Regions from separate parts of the Homo sapiens genome. Here region 1 is linked to region 2. Evidence: chromatin loops called from intact Hi-C (ENCODE). Cell type or tissue: dorsolateral prefrontal cortex. All regions are shown on one strand. Links, peaks and the distances in the headings refer to the core of each region. The heading gives the core; the rest is flanking DNA. Region 1 overlaps C1QTNF7-AS1 (C1QTNF7 antisense RNA 1). Region 2 overlaps CPEB2 (cytoplasmic polyadenylation element binding protein 2).

Evidence for each region. Hi-C counts contacts between places; a loop is a spot of excess contacts. Peaks named below come from ENCODE experiments on the same cell type or tissue, not always from the same donor. Only the 100,000 strongest peaks of a DNase experiment are listed, where the experiment ranks them.
Region 1: it touches region 2 in a loop (6-fold over the local background); 4 of 110 quality-filtered maps call a loop at or near these places.

The regions. Positions count from the first base shown.
Region 1 is chr4:15,138,956-15,149,265 of GRCh38, reverse strand. All of the region lies in intron 2 of C1QTNF7-AS1 (C1QTNF7 antisense RNA 1), which reads left to right. Among named protein-coding and RNA genes, the nearest start is that of CPEB2, 140 kb to the right of the region's middle. RefSeq lists an enhancer at 1-246. In dorsolateral prefrontal cortex, for the core only: CTCF peaks have their summits at 4,599 and 4,802 (motif pointing right); no DNase peak of the experiment used is centred there; H3K4me3 peaks cover 508 bases; H3K27ac peaks cover 3,637 bases.
Region 2 is chr4:15,037,457-15,047,766 of GRCh38, reverse strand. It overlaps CPEB2 (cytoplasmic polyadenylation element binding protein 2), which reads right to left. Exons shown (of 12, transcript NM_001177382.2): 6 at 7,280-7,303. The region is part of intron 2 of C1QTNF7-AS1 (C1QTNF7 antisense RNA 1); the gene reads left to right. Among named protein-coding and RNA genes, the nearest start is that of CPEB2, 40 kb to the right of the region's middle. In dorsolateral prefrontal cortex, for the core only: CTCF peaks have their summits at 4,103 and 4,328; no DNase peak of the experiment used is centred there; H3K4me3 peaks cover 1,210 bases; H3K27ac peaks cover 5,000 bases.

The DNA.
Region 1 (10,310 bases), core at 2,818-7,817, 100 kb before region 2:
ATGGCGATGTGATTTTGAAGGGATGATTTTGGTCCTGCTTGAGGACATGTCTTGTGTCTTGACTCCACATCACTAGGACATGGGCAGTCTGCACACAGAGACCTCAGGAATGTGACACCCCGGCCCCCTACTTCTATTGCTTTCAGACTGTCTTGGGTTGACCTTCTTTAGTAGCAGGATGACCTTCACTCTCCATATCTTTATTTCATGGTTCAGGACTCAAATGTGTAGGTTGTAGAAATTTTACAAATTCCAGACAGGCTTACCACATTTAAAATACCACTGACAAGTGTGTAATGCCTACCTTTTTAACTCCATGTAGGTCAGCTACATAGTACTCTCAGGGAGTAAGAACTTTCCTAAAGCAACTCGGAACTGGGCCATTTTGCTTACTTGCTGGCGGCCTGATAATACCAGGGCTTCTCGGTGTTGCTAAGAGTTTCCAAGGAGAGAGATTTGCTTCTCTCCCATTTTCCCCTTCCAGGGCACCAGAATGAGCTCGCTGCTGGAGCCTAGGGCACGTTCTTCACTTGGTCACCATCAAAATAAAATTACCAAGCACGCAGGTACTGACGAAGCCTGTCACTACACAAAATTAATCATTTTAAAAAGTAAATGACCCAGTTTCCTGTGGTGTGTGTTTTTGGGGCCCAGGGAGTGCCCTTCCCCCCTCAAGTGAATTGGAGATGCCTCAGATGATGTCAGCTCACTCTGCAAGCGACAGAGAGATGGGTTGGCAAGATCTGCAGCATGAGCCTGGGATCCGGCTGCCATTTGGGCTGCTGTCGGCATCACTGTGGAGACCATTAATCTTCAACTTACGACGACTGAGCCTTCTCGGGGCATTGAGTTTTCTTGTTCTGTTTTGTTCAGCGTGGCATTCAAGATTCCTTCACAGAAATCTGTGTCGGGGCAGGAAAATGCTATGTGAATTATGTCCTTGTGAAGTCACCATCTGGCCAATATTCATCTTGCTTAGTGAAATATCAAGGACATCCTTCGGCACAGATGCTGCGGGGCAAGAACATAGCACACAAGTGACTGCAGTCATAAACCAACACGCAATCAAGTGTAATTAATGCACCTGGTGCCCACTTCAGAGTTCCAGTCCCACAGTCGCACACTGGTTGGCTTTTCCTTTTTCATATGTGGCTTTTTGTTGTTGTCAGGTTTTTTTTTTTTTCTTCCCTTTTGGGGTGGGGATAGATGTTTGCAGTTTGAATCGGCCCTGGGATCTTCAGCAGTAAATAAGTCACCATCATGGAGCTGGTGAAAATGGGAGTGTTTGTGTGCATTCAAGAAGCTGCATCACATGCAAACCGTACAATACTGAGCAGCATTCTGTGCCTTGAAAAGGCCATTGTCCCGTGCGTCTGGAATCCGTTCTCCTGTTGACACTCACTGGCTTTTGAAGGCCAGGTCCAGATACTGGCCTCCAAGTGCTTTTGTGCCAGATGGAAGAAGGGAAGGGATCCAAAACTTGGAAAAATAAAAGATAAAAACACAAAACAGTCCCCCATGACTTCTCTATCAGCAGGATTTCATAGCCTCCTTCCCCCTTTTCCACACTGGTCTTGACCTGGTGGTGTTTTAAAGTGGTGATGGGAGAGGAAGAGCAGCATTTTGCCTCACTGGAACTGAAATTCTGGAAGCTGTGAATCCTTTCTTTGGATGGAGACCTGGGGGTTAACTAGTGGGGCAAAGGTGGGGAGCAGAAGTTGCAGAAGAGAAACAGTGATATGAGGGCTCCTTATAACCCAAGAGCCATGTAAGTAAGGCATGGGGATATGGGAGGCAGGGGGGCCTTTACCTGGGGTTCAGGGACACATAAGGAAAGTGACCTGGGCTCACTTGCAGTGTTTCTGCTGTGCACAGAGGAGAGGAGGGATGCTCCTACAGTGACCTTGCTGTGGGCAGTGCAGCCTGGGTGCATATGGCGGCTGCGAGCTCATCCTCCTGTGTCACTTCTACACGGAAATAGCAAAATTGCCGTTAGCAATTAAAGGTTTCAAAGGCCCCTGAGTGTCATTAGGGGCTTGTCAATGGCTTTCTCTGAGCTGCAGGATGAATGGCTCCCAATTGTCTCCTATCAAATTAAAGCTCCTTATCATAGGCTGTAGCATCCTCTGCTAATTGGTGCCTGCTTCCCTAATTCATCTTTCATTCTGAAGCACCTTGTCCCATCATCTGAGAGCCATCTTCCAAGTCTTCTAATTGCCAGCTCTCTTCAAATCAATTCCATTCAACAGATGTGCACTGGATTTCAACTCAGAGCCAGGCCCTGATAGAAGGGGAGGCAGTTAGGTATATGAATCGGAGGGCATAGGCATTATACTATAGAAAGCCTTTTGTAGTGTCTGAAAGAGGAGGCAATAATTTGAGTCTTGGTCCAAACTTAGGAGCTGAATAATCTTGCTTAAACTCTCCAAGCCTCTGTTCAGGAAGCTTGGGGGTAAATGGGGATAATAATGCAGAGTTGCTGTAAGAATTGAATGAGATTTTATCTATCTATTTATATTTGGCATACATATTTCACAAATGTATATTTCAGATATATACCAATACTGTATATATGAAGCCCCAAAGAACCCATCATTATTTTTACTGGAATGCAGATACGGTCATGAGGGAGGAGTAGTCATCTCTGCCTACAAAGGTCTGCAAAGGTTTTGTGGAGGAGAAGAGACTTGCGGCAAGCTTTTCTTTTTCCTGTAGACATAAGCAGAAAGGGCAGTTCAAGCGCAGGTAACAACACAGGAAATCAGGGAGACAGGAAACAGCCAGGGATGTTTCAGAAAGGGCAAGTACACCGAGAGCCCTGGTTTCCACGGGGGCAGGGAGGGGTGCCAATGGTGCAAGATGGTCTGTATGCTGGAATTCCATTTTTTCTTTCATCAATTTAGGAAAACCCTACTCATGTCTTAAAATCAAAGGTTTCCTCTTATAAAAAGCCTCTCTGAATCAACATATGCCCAGCTAATCAACCCATACCTGTTACTGTCTACTATAATTGTGAGTTGTAGTAGGAGAAAGTTGATCTGATGAATGATGATACCAGGATGTCCCTGACATAACATGGGACAAAGGGAGGAGCATTTAACTCTCTGTCGCTGGTAACAGTCTTTAGGAACACGTCACAGATTGGCAGTATCTGAGCTGGATTTCGAAGGAAAAATTGGATGCATTAGGCCATTGTGACTTGGATTCCCAGCCATCACCAGGGAGAATGTCAATATTGAAGCCTGTTGAGTATGAAGAAGATAAAGTCTCCCAAATAAACCAGGATCGCCGTGTCTTTTGTTCCTCTAGGTTGGGCTGCCGGCCGCTGGTTAGGGCAATGAGCCAGGTGTCCCTTGGCACGTTGACATTTTAAGAGCTCTGGCACCAGTGGCAAGTGTGGGTTAATTTGATATTTACTAAGATTCACTTGCTTCACAAACATCGAGCTCCAGCCATTGGTGAGGGGACTATGCACTGTTGACAGCTGTCATCATTTTACTGACTCAGACACCTTTTGTTGCTGTCAGAAAACAAACACCAACCTTCTGACTGCCTTTAGGAGCCTGGGACTCTCATAAAACAGCACTATCTGGGATGTTTTTCTCTGGGAAACCAGAAGCAGGTTCCTTGAGTCCAGACCACACCAGCAAAGAGAACAAAAAAGCAATCACTGTCATTATCACCATCATTGTTGTGATCATCATCAATAACATCATCATCATCACGGCACTCTCTGTCTTCTAAGAGCCTCTATAAGATGGCTAAGAACCATCTTCCATTTGGTCCTATCTAACTTTAAACGTGCCAAGTAAGGACATCCTCCTTCTCAAGAAGACAGTTTTCTGCTCCTGCAATTTATATTTTAATCTTATTACAACCTATCTTTTTGTTTTTCATTGTTTTCACTTTTTACGTTTCCACCACATAGGCCTATTTAAACCCCTAAATCTTAATCTGAATGAACCCTTACTTTGTTGGGATTTATGTGTTTTGAATATGTGTAGTCTATAATTATGCCTTCTTCCCCCGAACACATTTTTAGGTCTTACTTTTCTTTGTTAAAGTCAACCCCTCTATTCTTTCATTTTATTTCCAGTGTTTCTGCTCCTTTTAGAACGTGAATTTTGTTAGAAGGGTTATTGCTTCCCTGCCGCTAAGGGTGGATTAGGCCATCTGTCATGACGATCCTTACCTGACGAAGAGAATGTTAACAACTACTACTTAGGATGGGCTTGGTACTAGCCTGGCACTGGGTACGATTTCGGACTCAAATTTATTGTTTCACTGATTATTACAATGGCCCTGAAGGTTTCGGGTTATTATTGTTCCCAACCTACAGGTATGGGGATTAGGCTCGGGGTGGTGGGGGGTGTTGAATAACATGTTGAAGGTCAGAGAGTTGGTGAATGACAGAATCTGCCTGCCTCTGATCCAAAGTCCAACGTCCCACACAATCTTTCACTTTGAGCTTCCATTGACGTTAGTTTTTATATCTCCTTCTTTAAAAATTACATTAAATATAGAAAATAAGATCTGGGAGTCAGAAAATACTGGACACCCTACAATTTTCCTCACCCTTTCTTTAGGGCTCCCAGCAGGGGTGAAATTCCATGTCCTTGGTTAAATCTGTTTGAATTCATTTTTAGGAGTTATAATTTGACAAGAAGCTCTAACAACACACTCCACTGGCAGTCAGGACTGCAGCAGCCTTGCCTGTCTGCTACGATCTTACTTTGTTCCTCTCCGTTTTCCTAGCATGGTTTGTCCTTTATAAACCAGCCTCATCTGGGAATAGTGTGCCTTTGTTAATTACCTTTGCAGAGCCAGCAGATGGTGCAGAAAGCACTGCATTGTCGGAGGACCTAAGCCAAAAAAGAGAAGAGGGAGAGAGGGTGGCATCTGTTTATTTGTTTAATTTCTTCAAGAGGAAATGGTGGGTATAAAAATAAAACTAGTCATCACTAAGCATCTCGAAGTGAGGAACACTTCTACCGTCATATAACAATGGTTTAAAAGAAAATTCTATTTCAGGCCCCAAAGCTTTGGACATTTGAAGAAGTATTTGAAACCTGGAACTGGCCATGCCGGCTCAGTGAGGGTCCACTGGCCAATCCTGAACATTGGCCAAGTTTACCTGTCAGATGCTGTGCCCCAGACCTAGGCGTGGAAAACCAGCCAGCAAAGCAGGTTCCCCGTAGAAGCCCCCACCATCACCTTCTTTCCCATTTAACCAAAGACCAGGTTAGCTTCTAATTAACAGGGTTTAATAGCCTCTCTTTCTACAGTTTTGGTGGTAGGTGTCCCGTGTGTAATCTATACCACTGTCCTTGGAATCAGAGCATATTCCAGATGAAAGGGCCCTTAAAACCATTGCAGTCAAACCCCCTCATTTCAGAGAGTGGGACATCGGTACCCAGAGCAGAGAAAGGCTTTACTCAAGTCACCAAGCCTATTAGTGGCAGAGCCAGAATTAGAAGTGAAGTTCCCCTATCTCTCAGCTTGCCACCTCTCCCCTACTCTGCCAGGTAAACAGAAGAGGGAGAGGCAGGGGGAGTTTGGGGAGATTCCAGATGGCTCCATGAGCAAAGTCTTAGAAAAACTACCTGCTGCAGAAAGGAACTAAATGATCAAACCACAGAGGTAGCAGGCACACGACTTGAGAAATAAGAAATAGTCCAGAGTAACTAGAATACTGGGTGTCAGAGACAGTGCAAGAAACGTTGTGGGGACTTGATTGTGAAGGGCCTTGTCATCAAGAAAATGCAGCACCAAAGATGTAAGTAGGAAACAATTATGTCTGGGCCTGTGCCCAAGATGGTGGTGATGTGAGGATGGGTTGATGAGGGAGATTAGGAGGGGGAGGTCACCCAGGAGTTAGATGAGAAGTGTCCAAGTCAATCTGGTGGTGGTGGAAATAGAGAGGTTTCATTTCCCTTCACTCCACAGGAATGTCTCTGTTCAAGGTCACTAATGACCTTGACCTTGCCAGATCCAATGGCCGCTTCTCTGACCTCACATTTCTTGATATAATCAACCACTATCTTCTCCAGATACTTCATAAGGCAGGCGGGGGTCGAGGTGGGGGTAGAGAGTTATGCTTAAAAATAAGAAATGGAAATCTCCTTGGAGGAAGGAAGACAACATCCTTCAGGATCCAGCCCCTCCCTAGCAAGGAGCTCCCACTGGGTCAAACTACATAGGGAGCAGCCCCAATCCAGGACAAGTAGGGCAAAAGAGAAGTCCTATATTTGGGTTCAAACACTGAATTGAAAATATAGCACTTAGAACATATGTGACCTGTTCTAGCTACAGGCATGCTTTTCATCATCAATAGGTAAAAGTCAAAATACCTTAGCAAGCAGATAAACCTCTATGACTTCTTTCTACTTTCCATTCTTAACTCCATCGTTATCTTTCTTCTGAATAAACTGAGTTTGCAACAAACCAATGATTTAGAAAGCTAACAAAATGTTATACAATCTCACAGAAGTTTAAGTTCCAGATCAAGGGAAGTGATAGGCCTGCATTCTTCTGCATTGATTTGATCATATCTGGAGTTCATTCTCTGCCCAGTTCTGGCCTTACATTTGCAAAGAGACAATTACAAGATGGAGAAATAACCCAGCATGGGAAGCGCATCAACAAATCTAAATGTGTGCCTGTGAGGCCTAGATACATTTTGCTCAGTGAAATCTTTATGCACCCTCAATAACTGTTTTCCAGTGTTTGAAGGACTATATGTTGACAATAAAGCAGGTTGATTTTAGAAGAAAAACTTCTAGTCAATAGGTAAATCATCCATGAAGTTGAATTTAGCTTCATGTAAATACTAATCTTCAAAGGGATTGACTGCTGAGAGGGACAGCTGCTTTCTGTACCTGGGAGTGTCCATGCATATGCCTCATGGCCACTTGCAGAGAAAAGAGAGCTGTGGGTCCTGTTAATGGAAGAGTCTAAATTATTTAAAATGTAGCCTTCTCTTAGTGACCATCAACAGATCCCAGAATTTCTTTTTTCTTTTTTTTTTTTTTTTTGAGACGGAGTCCTGCATGTTTCCCAGGCTGGAGTGCAGTGGTGTGATCTTGGCTCACTACAAGCTCCGCCTCCCGGGTTCACGCCATTCTCCTGCCTCAGCCTCCCGAGTAGCTGGGACTACAGGTGCCCGCCGCCACGCCCAGCTAATTTTTCGTATTTTTAGTAGACACAGTGTTTCACTGTGTCAGCCAGGATGGTCTCGATCTCCTGACCTCGTGATCTGCCTGCCTCGGCCTCCCAAAGAGCTGGGATTACAGGTTTGAGCCACCGGCCCCACAGGTCCCAGAATTTCTTAGAGATGTCCAGTAGGCTGAAAAGAACTGGGGTTGTCAGGAGTCGGGAAATGAGAGAGAGAACAGTAAGAGGAATATGAGTTTAACATGAGATAGAACTCTAGAATCTGTTAAAGTGGTTCCCCAGAACTTCAGTTTCCTCTTTCTTGCCCAATGATACACTCTTCCCACCCTTTATTTTCCGCACTTTCAAAATACTTCTTCAAGAAAGGATAATGTTAATTCATGCTAACACGTAAATGGCTTCTTAGAATCCACAATCTTCTCTTCCCAGAGTCATTTTGCCTACTTCTAAGGGATAAAATCTAAAGCTAATAAATAGACTGTATTAGGCAGTTGTATGGAGAAATGAAGAAATTCGCAGTTAGGATTTGGGTTACAGCTGCCAAGTATTGATTGCAAGTAACAGAAATTACTTCCAACTAACTTGAACACAAAATGAATCTGTTTGAAGAACACAGGTAACATGGTTTGGATCTTTGTCTCCTCAAAATCTCCTGTTGACGTGTTCCCCGTGTTGGAGGTGAGGTTTGGTGGGAGGAGACTGTACCCTGGGAACGAATCCCTCATGAATGGTTTAGCGCCATCCCCTTGGTGATAAGTGAGTACTCGCTCAGTTAGTTCTGGTTGTTTAAAACAGTCTTGGACCTCGCTCTTATCTCTCTTTTACTCCTGCTCTCACCATGTGACATGCCCACTGCGCCTTCAACTTCCACCATGATGGTAAGCTCCCTGAGCAGATGCCAGCACCGTGCATCTTGTAAAGCCTGCAGAACCAAGAGCCAAATAAACCTCTGTTCTTTATAAATTACGCAGCCTCAGATGTTTCTTTATAGCAATGCAAAAATGGCCAAACACAACAGGGGAATCCCACAGAAGTAAGGAATCAACAACTAAGATTCAGGAAAGACATGAGCCGTGTGGCTCTGGGGGCCTTGGCAGTAAGGATAGGTGAATCTTCTCTCCTGCAACTGCGACCACAGTACACAGCTCTACCGTCCATTTTGGCCACATCTGTGTGCCTCAATATTCAAATTCCCAAGAGACAAAAATGGCCAATCTTGGGTCATGTGATCCCTTAGAAGCTAGGAGAGAAGGATCTGTTGCCAGATGCAGACAGACAATCAGATATAGGAAAAGGCATAAATGCAGGACTGAGGACATCTGAGTAGCCTGAAATCACATCGCATAAATAGTCTTGAGTGACCTCACATCACCACCATGCTCACAGACACCTGGGTGGCTCCCAGTTGCTAACAGGTGAAGTCCAAGTTCTATAGCAAGGTATCTGCAGTCTATGTGCCCTTGCCCTGGACCACTTTGCTGATCTGGTGACTGCAGTGTGTCCCTCTGAGTGACACTCCAGCTGCTGTGGACCTGTCAGTGACCGTAGTGCTCTTGTTCTCTGTAGTATCATTCCCAACCTTGCTGATTTCCTGTTCACCCTCACAGACAATAGGGCCAAGGTAACTGGCCTCATCCACAAAGCCTCTGTCCTATCTCTAGTATTTTTACTGACTTCAATTTTTTTTGAGGTTTATAGTTTTATTGAGCTTGTTTCCTGTAAGCACGTCAAATCTTTGGTGGAATGAGGCAGGATATAAACAAGTCCCACTTTTTAGAGATGGGGCAGAAGTTACAGTGGATTTGAAGAACCGCGTTTCCTTTCTCTTCTCTCCATTTCCAGGTAGCCTTGCAATGCCTTGCACATAAGAGGTACACGGTGCGTATCTATTTGATAACCTACTGAGGATTGCAGACTTTTAGTCCACACAACCAGCAACCAAAGCCAGATCCAGCTTGTGAAGCCAGAGGCTTGTATAGCTTGGGAGGTTCTCTGGGATAAAAAGTACTAAGATATTGCACTTTTGCAATTTCTGCAAAAACAGATGACATGAGGAATATCTTTTAAGGGGACCATGCAAGAGAGTAGCCTGAGGCAGATGTTTCTTACCTTCAGCAAAAATCCTCTTCTGCACATGACCAGCTAGGCCTCCAGGTCAGTGGTATTCATATCATTTCACAGAAGAGAAATAGATGAAGAGAAGATTTAACCTTCACCTAGTCCTTACCATGTGCCATTTAATCCACACAACACTGTGAAGGAGGATGTATTAGTTCCTCATAGCTGCCATAACAAGTGATCACAGACATGCTGGCTTAAAGCTACAGAAATGTATTCTCTCACAATTCTGGAGATCAGGAATTCAAAATCAAGGTGTTGATGGGGACATTCGCCCTATGGGAGGCTCTAGGGAGAATCTGTTTACCCTCAGTCTCCTTTACTCATTTACTTGACTTGCCAGAACTGTCAAAGTAATGAAGTTTAGATCCTCTGCATAAACAGATGGTGGCAGAACTGAATTAAAGGTCTTGTACAACTTCAAGACCCCATCTAGGAAGTCTTTCTTGAAAGATTTACTTAGAAGTCTTACTTCTTGGAAGTCTCTCCAAGGCTCATGCCATTGTCTTCCTCTTCTGCACTTTTGTATCCCTTTATTATCCATGCCAGTATCTTTGACCTTGACCTTAAGCTATTTGTAATACTGATTATATTCTCATCATAAAGAACTAATGGCTTCTGGCTTTAGTGTTTACATTTTTCACTGTGGGTCAGGTTTCTGTAAACTGTGCTGGAGCTACAATGGCCTTCTTTTGGTGCCACACACACCAAATGAGCACCCACCTCAGGCCTTGCTGCTGGCTTCTCCTGGGGTTTTGGTGGCCTTTTCTTATGTCTTGTGCCTCCTCTTTCTTGCCATTTAGAATCTCAGTTTAAATTCTATATTCTTATGTGATTTGTTTAAGCCAACTTAAAAGAGATACTGTTGAGGAAAAAGGGAAAATTTGACTATAGTTTTGGTATTGAAAAGTATTAAAGACTACGTATTCGTTTTTAGAAAGCCAACTTTACTGTAGACGTGCCCTTTCACCTAATGGTGCTATGATTTGGGGTTAGATATGTAACTTCTGTGAGCCTCA
Region 2 (10,310 bases), core at 1,823-6,822:
GCATTGTACTACTGGAGGTACAACAAATCAAAGAAGATGAAAAAAATAATTTAAAGTCATGAACACTGGCAAAGAAAAATAAAATTACTTAGTATAGACATAATTGTACATGTAAAATTCGAAGAAATCAAACTAGTAGAAATAATTGTATTTATCTAGGGAAGAAATGCAAATTCAATTTACAAAAACCAAATTATTTCTAAATGCTAGTAATAAACTGGGAAAAATTTTAAATATCATTTCCATACCTCATCCAAACCCACCAAATACTGACAAATAAACTTAACACAAGATATGTAAGACTTTTACACCGAAAATGACAAAAATTTGCTGTGGAAAAATGTTAAAAATATGAAATAAATGAATAAACAGAAGAAACCATGTTAGATGTAAATTCTTTCCAAATTATCCAATCTACAGACTGGATACAATCCATCCAAAATCTCAGCACACTGTCTTCTAGAAATTCACAAGCCAGTTCTAAAATTTATGATAAATCAAAGGCCTACGAACAATCAAGGAGAGCGTACAAAACAAACAAACAAAAAGCCAAAGTTGGAGGATTTACACTACCAAGTTTCAAGACTCACTAGTTAGCTATAGTTATTGAGACTGTAAAACTGATATTAGACAGATAAATGGAACATAATAGAGTCTAGAAATGGGCCTATACATGTACAGTCACTTGATGTTTTTCAAAGGTACCAATACAGTTCAATGTGGAAAAGTAAATCTTTTCAATAAATGGATTTCTAGTTGGAGGGGGAAAAATAAATTTGATCCTTGTATCACACCATACTGAAAAATAAATCCAAGAAGGATCACAGACTTAAATGCAAAAGTTAAAACAACGAAACTAGAATTTCTTCATAACCTTGTGGGTAGTGATAATTTCTTGGGACTAAATGACACTAATGGTGAATGAAAATAATTGGATTTTTATTAAAATTTAGACATTTTTCTGCTTATCAAAGATACTGTTAAAAAGTGGATGGCAAGCAATACGCTACTGGAAAATAGGACAAAATATATAAAGAACTCCCATAAATGAAGAAAAATGACCCAATTAAAAATGAGCAAAAGACTTGTAATGGAACTTTACAGAAGAATACAATGGAATGGGTTAGAAGCACATGAAAAGGTGCTTAGATGTCATCCTTAGTCATCAGGAAACTGCAAATTAGAGCCACAGTGAGGGACTACACACCACCAGAATGGATAAAATTAAAAAGCCAACACTTGGCCAGGCGCGATGGCTCATGCCTGTAATCCCAGCACTTTGGGAGGCTGAGGCAGGCAGATCACCTGAGGTGAGGAGTTTGAGACCAGCCTGGCCAACATCGTGAAACCCCGTCTCTACTAAAAATATAAAAATTAGCCGGGTGTGGTGGCGCATGTCTGTAATCCCAACTACTCAGAAGGCTGAGGCAGAAGAATCGCTTCAACCTAGGAGGTGGAGGTTGCAGTGAGCCGAGATCGGGCCATTGCACTCCAGCCTGCCTGGGCAGCACGAGCAAAACTCCATCTCAAAAAAAAAAGGCCAACACAGTCTCATACTCTACTGGGGTATAAAACTGGAAACTATTTGGCAGTTTCTAATAAAGTTGAACATATACTTGCTCTATGAACTAGTAATTCCACTTTTACTTATACATCCAAGAGAAACGAGTGCTCATGTCCACCCACATACAAAAAGGTACAAAAATATTCATGGAAGGTTTATTCATAACAAGTACCAAATGTATAACTCAAACATCTATCAATAGGAAAATGGATAAACAAATTCATACAATAAAATGTTATTCACCAATAAGAAATAACTGATAAAAACTACTAATTGTAATTTCCTTTCTATACAATTTCCGTACAAAAAGCTAATCATTTCTCTTTTACTTGAGACTGATACTTATAAATATTTAAAAGTAATTACTTATGAAATTATTTTTTTCTTTTAAAAGAAGAGCTGATATGGTTATTCCTAAGGCTCTTACCACAAGAGTTAGATGTGTTTTTTATTTCACCAGATAAATAATCTTAAAGGTAATATTTCCTTGCCGTTAAAATCAGTAAGAGAACCCTAAAGATATTAATTTGCAAACCCTATACTCAAAACAATTTAAAACTACAGTTTTGCATTGTTTAAGGTGGCAGATTTTTTTTGCTTATGGTCTTCTGCTTTTTGATTTTAGAAATTATCACTTGATCTTGACTCCAAACACTTCATTTCTCTGCATTGTTATGAAAGAAACCCAAATCAAAATTATTGACCCTACTACAAGGCAACAAGAATAAACCGTTACACAAAAATGCTACTCCCATGAGTCTAAATTAAAATGTATATACGCTCATATATATATAATATGTATGAATATGTGTATATATACACACATATGTACAGGTATTTATGACAGATATTTATGTACATAAGCACTGATACATACATATGAATGAAAGGCAAATTGAAGTTTTGTAATAGAAAATACAGATAAAACATCTGAGAATTTAGAAGCAGAGAAGATTAATTATAACCCAGGCTGGAGTGAGATTCTAATTAAAGGTTCTTTAAAAGAGAATGATTTACAAAGAATGAGATAGTTATAGACAGAAAAGGATAGAGGAGAAAAAGAAGTAGAGGGAAAAAGCCTTCCTTCGGTAGAAGATATTTGCTTAGCCAAAAGCACAGAGAAATATTCCAAAGGCCATATTAAGGTAAAATACAGAAAACAGGAGATATTCTTAACTATGAGTTCAAGAACCCTACCTACAAATGCAAGTATAATAGCTTACATTAAGTTTGCTACCTAAAATGTATAATTTTAAAGGCAAAATAGTAGTTATAATAAAGATTATAGATGAATGAAGTAATAAGAGAAGGAAGAGCAAAACGAGAATAATGGCTATCCCCTATGGTCTCTGGTCTCCGTGTGTGTGTAGGTGTATGTGCGGCACACATCCATGTATGTTAGAGAAGTTATAGGTGGTTACTAACTCTGACACTGGGCGCTATGCTAATGTTACCAAACATTAATTTAAAAAACTATCAAAACAACAGAAGTATATTTCAGATTGATCTATTTTCAGCATTATCTGTTTAATCAAATACACTCGGGTATGATTCTGCAAATAACTGAGAAAGGCACCATAATGTACACACTAACGGCTTAAAAATGTTTTGCTCCAATAGGTTTGTACCTTTCTCATTAAGGATAAAGAAGATAATTTACTTAAAAAATTTATAATCTATGACCTTATATGTCTTTGTAAATTTTATTTAATTTCTAGATATATATGCTTTAAAATTAGGTTTACTAAAATTTGTTTTCTATAAAAATTCATATTGCTGGGTATAGGTGTAGAGCAGACACTACCAGTCTCTTAAAGGTTAGGAAAGGGAGGTCAGCAAATTTTTTTCTTTAAAGGGTCAGTATTAAATATAATATTTTACATTTTGAAGACCAGACATTTTCTGTTGGAATTACTCAACTGTGCTATCATTGTAGTTTCAAGGCAGCCAGACAAAAGTCAATGAATAAATACTGGCTGCATTTCAATAAAACTTTGTTTACAAAAACAGAAGCCTTGGCCTGCGGGCCATGGTTTCCTGACCCCTGTATTAGTGTTACCCCAGCTTTTTTTTCATGCTTCAGAGATCTTGCCCACTCTCTCACAATTATTGAAGTTATTTATCAAGGATTTCAGCCTTGATTTCATCATAAAAATATCTGGCAGTGATGTTATTAGGGAGTGTACAGTTACCCTGGGTACTTCACAATTGTTCCAAATTGAAAATCCTGGATCAACTTCAAAGCAGTATACTATATTATTAATAATTCCTTATTTATTATAGCACGTAAGTCTGAATGACTATACACTATGAATAAATCAAACTTCTCTAATTAACCTTTCCATCATTTGTCTCCCTTTAAAATTATTTCTCCTATCTTCTCATCCCATATGTAATCTACTAACTCAAGCTCTGGGTTTCCTTGCTTAAAAGGATTGCCTTCCGGGTCTTAGAACCATTAACTAAACTACGTTTTTATTTATATTACTAAAAATATTCTATATATTTTTATTCCTTTTGGAACACAGTAGCCCTTTAATCCTTTATTAAAGGAACTTATTGTGCTATAGAAATAGTTTAAGTTGAAAGGATCGAACTTAAATTACACTTCACGCCTCCCTTCACAACCCTCATCCTACTTCAATCCTGGACAAGTATGTTCACTCTCAGAATGGAATGGAAGAAACAATGAATAAAAAATAAATACAAATGATAAGTAGTTTTCCATATATTAAAGTCAGCTCCCCATATGAACCGTTTTCCTTCCTAATGCTGCCCCCTAGGCAGCTCTAAAGTAGAACTCTTTATGGCTACCAGGGGATAGAGATACACAGTAGTGATAGTAGGTTCCAACTAAAAAGCAGGGACAGAAATCTCTGCTTTTCTTAACTACTACTAGCATAATTACATTTTGATTATTCCTAAAGTATATTTCATAAATTAATATCTGGAGCTAGCTTTATTTAAAGTTCTTATTGACATTATTAAGAAATTCAAGTACATAAAGTCATTTTGGTAGTAACTTGATTTGACTGTAGTCAAGTGAGAAATCTTTTAAATGAAAACAGTTTCGTGCCTGGGCTGAAAGAAGAAAAACAGTTCTTCCTGAACAGGACTACAAAAGTCAAAGTCAGAATGTCCTGTGAAAATAACTGTTCACCCATTATTGCACTGGTAGAAGAGCCATGACTTATTTTTAGCAAAAATTATATCAACTCAGTGTGACACATCCGACATGAACAGAAGATAAGCAACTCATTTTTCACAAAATAATTACTAAATAAATGCAGTTTCTTTGATGGATCAAATCTAACACATGAGGCTATATAAAAGGGGGTGTTTGGTGGTTAAAAGGTTATCAGTCTGAGGTTTATTATACCTAGCATGGAATAGGAAAAAACAGTAAAAAATAGGAAGAAAACCAGGTGACTAGCCATTTCTGAGTCATTCCTTTGGTATGCAGGTTTTAAAAAAATTGCATTACTTACCGTTTCAGTGTACTTTAAAATTCAGATAAAATCTCTCAGTAGTTATTTCTAATGAGTGTGCCTTTCACGTGACTCTCACAATCAAAATTTTAAAAGTAGACTGCTAGTGTTCATAATTTACTAAGGCCATATAATTTGAGATGAAAATTCAGGCATTCACTCCCCCTTATGCTAAGCCAAATATGTATGCCAACCATCAGTTCTGTCGTAATGGAAGCTTTTATCAGAAGCCTTAAAACCATGTGAGAGTCTTCCTTCTTCCAATGCAGGAAGGCAGTTCTGAAGCCGAATAAGTCTTTATGGCTTACGGGGGATAGAGATATATAGGAATGATAGCTGGTTCCTATATAAAAGCAGGGAAAAAAATTTTGTTTTTTCTTAATATAATCATAATCTACAATTATTGAACTGAGATGAAGACAAATAATAACATTACTTCCTAATACCTTGTTCCTAAGAACTTCTTAGGTCATGATATTTACATGAGAGCATACGAAATTAGACTAAATGTAAGTCACAACAGGTAAAAGATGAAAAATGTTTAACAAGGCAAGAATTCTGAATTGCTCTATAGTTTCAAAATGCCTAAAAATCACAGACTGGTAAGTGGGTTGTGTTTCAGAGAACTGAAGCTCCATTACTAAAATTGCATAGTGAAATAAGCTAGTCCATAGATTTGAAAATAGGTACTAAACTTCTAAACTGCTCCCCCCTTCTCAGCTTGCTAAGTTTTTAGAAAAGTTGTTCAGCTTCAATTTTTTAAGTCTTGAGTGTCTGTCTCCTCTAAGTTTTTAGTTAGAAAACTGAAGAACCAAAAGATTCAGTCAAGCATTTGAAAAAACCATATTAAAAAATTAAGTTAAATTCAGATAATCTGAAATATAAAATTGGGACCACTTAAGAATATAAAATACTAGTTTTGGTTGTCAGTCGTGGCAAATGGTTTTGCTTGTTTGTTGTTTAAAAAGTACACACATTCATGACTAGTTGAAAAGAAATGGAAGCACTGGCACATGTCTATAGGTGGCTCATGCCTGTAATCCCAGCACTTTGGGAGGCCGAGGTGGGCAGATCACCTGAGGTCAGGAATTCAAGACCAGACGGGCCAACATGGAGAAACTCCATCTCTACTAAAAATAAAAAATTTAGCTGGGTGTGGTGGCACATGCCTGTAATCCCAGCTACTTGGGAGGATGAGGTAGGAGAATTGCTTGAATCCGGGAAGCAGAGGTTGTGGTGAGCCGAGATCGCGCCACTGCACTCCAGCCTGGGCAACAAGAGCGAAACTCCGTCTCAAAAAAAAAAAAAAGTGATCAAAGGGCACTATTATTCCTGTCTATCCTCTATGGCTTAAGGGAGATTTTTAGAGGTCAAAGAAAACTCTTTTTATTCGGTGTGGCACTTGGAATAAGCCTAACAATATAAACATCATGATTATTGCTCATTTAAAGAACAATCTAGTAGCATACTTTTGCTTCCTCTCATCCCATCTACTAGTCTGCACATGGAAAAGGGAGAAGCAAAGTTTTAGCCACAGAAAACATCAGCTACTTTCCTAGGAAGTTCAATAATAGTCTTGCATCACATAGTCCTCTTTCCTTAGGATACCACACAAGAACTCTGTGGGGAATACTTTTGTGGGGGAGGGAAAGGAAAAAGGAAAGGGGAGAAGGTATGTGTTTGTGTGTGTGTGTGAGAGACAGAAAGGGAAAGAAGGGGTTATATTCTTAGAAAACAGAGAAATATAAGCAACATGATTTCTATAAATCACTGTTAAAAATAATCTATTTGGTGTGTGTTATTTTCAACTGGGTCAACATAAAACTAACAATCTAGAGCTGTAAATTATACATCATAAATATGACAGTTACACATTTAGAGAGCAGAAAAATCATACTTCATGCTAACTTCACTAATATTAAACATATTTAAGCAGACAAACCATAAACAGCAGCTTTATTTTAAGAGATACAGAAGTAACTTTAAAAACTAGAGTTAAATCTCAGCAGTTTAAAAGGGGAAAATTTATTAAATAACCACAATTAGTATAAAAATACAGTTCAAAGGTTAGGAGATTTAAAATTAAAAACTTCGACAAGTGCTCAAATCAAAATACAATTGTGTGAGTTTTCAGATATTGCATGAAAAATCTAGAGTAATTAATTACAACATTGATCAGTAAACCCCATTAGAAACAATTATACCATAGCAAACAGAAATGAATTACCTCGTCTTCGCCCATAACTCCTTGCTGCATGTAAACAAAGCACAAATTGTAAAATGTCAGAACTAAAAATAAGCCCACATATACAAATATTTCTGATACGAAAAGCTATGTGGGCATCTGAAAATTAGTGCTACTTTGTTTTAAGAGCAATGACAATGTCACCATATAAGATTTAAATGTTTTACCATTCTACAAAGGACTTTTATTTATAGGTAAATATATATCATCTGAATCATATAAAACTCTGAAATTAACAAGAAACACACATTTCATTATCATTTGTGTTAAAATTCACAAGTATTTGTTTCAGCTAATGAAGACAGAAATATACAACACTTTGCGGTAAATAGCATCCCAAATAATTTTCCCAATGAATGGAAACAACTTGAACTAAATGCTTATTTTTTCTACTTATTATAAAGAATGGTATGGCATATATAGTCCAATAAATAGCTGTTCAGATCCAATCTACATTATACCAAGTCCTGCATGGAAGTAGTGCTAGAAGACACAGATGACTGAGAAGATATACCACCATTAAACTGATACTCTGAAGCCTGTACAGATTAGACAGGATTTAAGAAATCAATGTTAAACTTGTTTAGAGAAATTACTATAGCTAATAATGCTTTCTATCACTTTAATATATGTTATAACAGCTATCTACTAATTGTTTATGTGTCTACCTATGAGGTAAGAGGGATTCAGATACAAATTACTATTAACAAAATCATGGAATAGTACATATGTTAAATACCATAAAAGTATATAGGCATTTCTATCTATGTTACTTGCAGTGACATAATTCCTATGGAAAAAAAAAAGACTGTAATTTCTTTTTCATAAGAAACTACTAGTTTGATAAAATCCACAAATTGTTTTAAAAGAACTCCTCCCCACAAATTTGAATACACAATGAGTATTTTTACCCTGAAATTAATATATGAAGTCAAGGCAGTAAACAAACAAAGACTGTTAAAATTAAGATCTTATTTTAAATTCACAGATTTTTTTAGGCCTGGAAAAAATTCAATATTGAATAAATCTTAAGTAAAAATATGTGCTGAAAGTTGCCAGAAATGTCTACCTAAAAATATAAAACTTAAAGATCAAAAGAAAACATTTCACATTATGAAATATACTTTTATTTTATGCTAATGCTTTACTACAAGGAAGTGTGTCTGTAACACACTAGTTCCTCTAATATAAAGTGGGAAAAACAAACTTGTCAACTCTCAGTCATTTAAATTCTAAGAAAAAAGTCAATCACTATAAGGCTTATATCAGACCCTTTCATATAAAATAACTTCATTTGCATCGCTGCCATTGTAGTGTCTTTATTTAGCTTGTAATCTGTTGCACACTTAACCTATCCTTGAGCTCCAATGACCCCAAAGTCTGGCAGATCTATTTTATAGCTTACCTGACCTATATATTATTTCTCCTCTCCTCAGATAGGAGTGAAAGTAGCACTTAGTATTTTGTTGTCTAGGTCTTCTAAACATAAAAGTTTTTAAAAAGCTCTAAGTGATGGGAGATCAACTGAAAAATCAGACTGATGCAATAAATTTTAATAGAGTGATCAAGAATAGACTATGGAGCTACACACGGGTGGTCATGCCTGTAATCCCAGCACTTTGGGAAGCTGAGGCGGGTGGATCACCTGAGTCCAGGAGTTGGAGACCAGCCTGACCAATATGGTGAAACCTCGTCTCTACTAAAAATACAAAAATTAGCCGGGCGTGGTGGCAGGCACCTGTAGTCCCAGCTACTCATGAGGCTGAGACAGGAGAGTTGCTTGAACCCTGGAGGCAGAGGTTGCAGGTAGATGAGATAGCGCCACTGCAATCCAGCCTGGGAGACAGAACGAGACTCCGTCTCAAAGAAAAAAAAAAAAAAAAAGAATAGACTACAGAAGAGTGAATAGTTGTATTAAGCCTAGAAATGGTCAACAGTCCCCAAAACACTTCACAGGATGTGAAGGGCTTCCTGCTTATCCCTGGGCATAGCCTAATGGTATTAATCCAGTATAAATTTGCTCTGGAAAATTTCATTCATAGGTGTAGAGAATTGAACATTTACAAAGCAAATAAAAATATTTTCATCAAGTTTAAAGTCAAATGATAAATTATGATGTCATAATGTCACAATTATTGACCTATTGAGAAAATTAATGATATCATAGCCAGTTTATGTTCTTAGCTGAGGCTACTCAATACTAAAATGGTAAAAATATGTATAAATTTCATAGCATCTTAAGTTTTCATTCCTTGGCTTGAATATAATCACTTAGAAAATTTCTCCAACTATCTCATACCTGAGGAATTTTAGAATCCTGTAAAGAGCTATTCTACTTATTTTTTGGGCAACTCTCAGATTCCAAGTATCTACATTACCAAAAATAGAACTGACTACAGATGAAGCTAAACCATGTGAAATATTTCCTATTCCCTGTTATGGAAATAACTAATCTGCCACCATCACACTAAACAATGGTGTGTGTATTCACTTTCCTACCAATATTTCTATGTGAATTTCTGGAGTATGTTCCATTATAACTCTTAATCAGAATTATGAGAAATACCTACCTATTAAGAAAAAAACTAAGTGACTTATGTTTTTAAAAAGACTTTTAATAACAATATGTCCTTCAAACTCATTTAGAAAATGATTTTTAAAAGGAAAAACTTGTATAAAAATGAAGAACACTTATGAAGTGTTGTAAAAACAACATGAGGAGCTATTTAACATACCTGTTGATGTGTATATGCACAGGTATGTTAAACATATATTACTGACACATGTGTGTCCTTATTTATTTAAAAATAAGAAGGCTTTGAGAAAAGCCTGAAGACAAGCGACTTTACAATTTTGGTTCTGGTTTCCAAATCGTCTTATTAAGGATCTAATCCATAGCTACAAAAAACAAAAACAGGATGATTCTAATATTCTGACTAGAAACTGTGTAGGGTCATATGTATTGGCTCTCAGCTACAGTTGTGGTAACTTGAATTACTGCAACTAGAGGAAG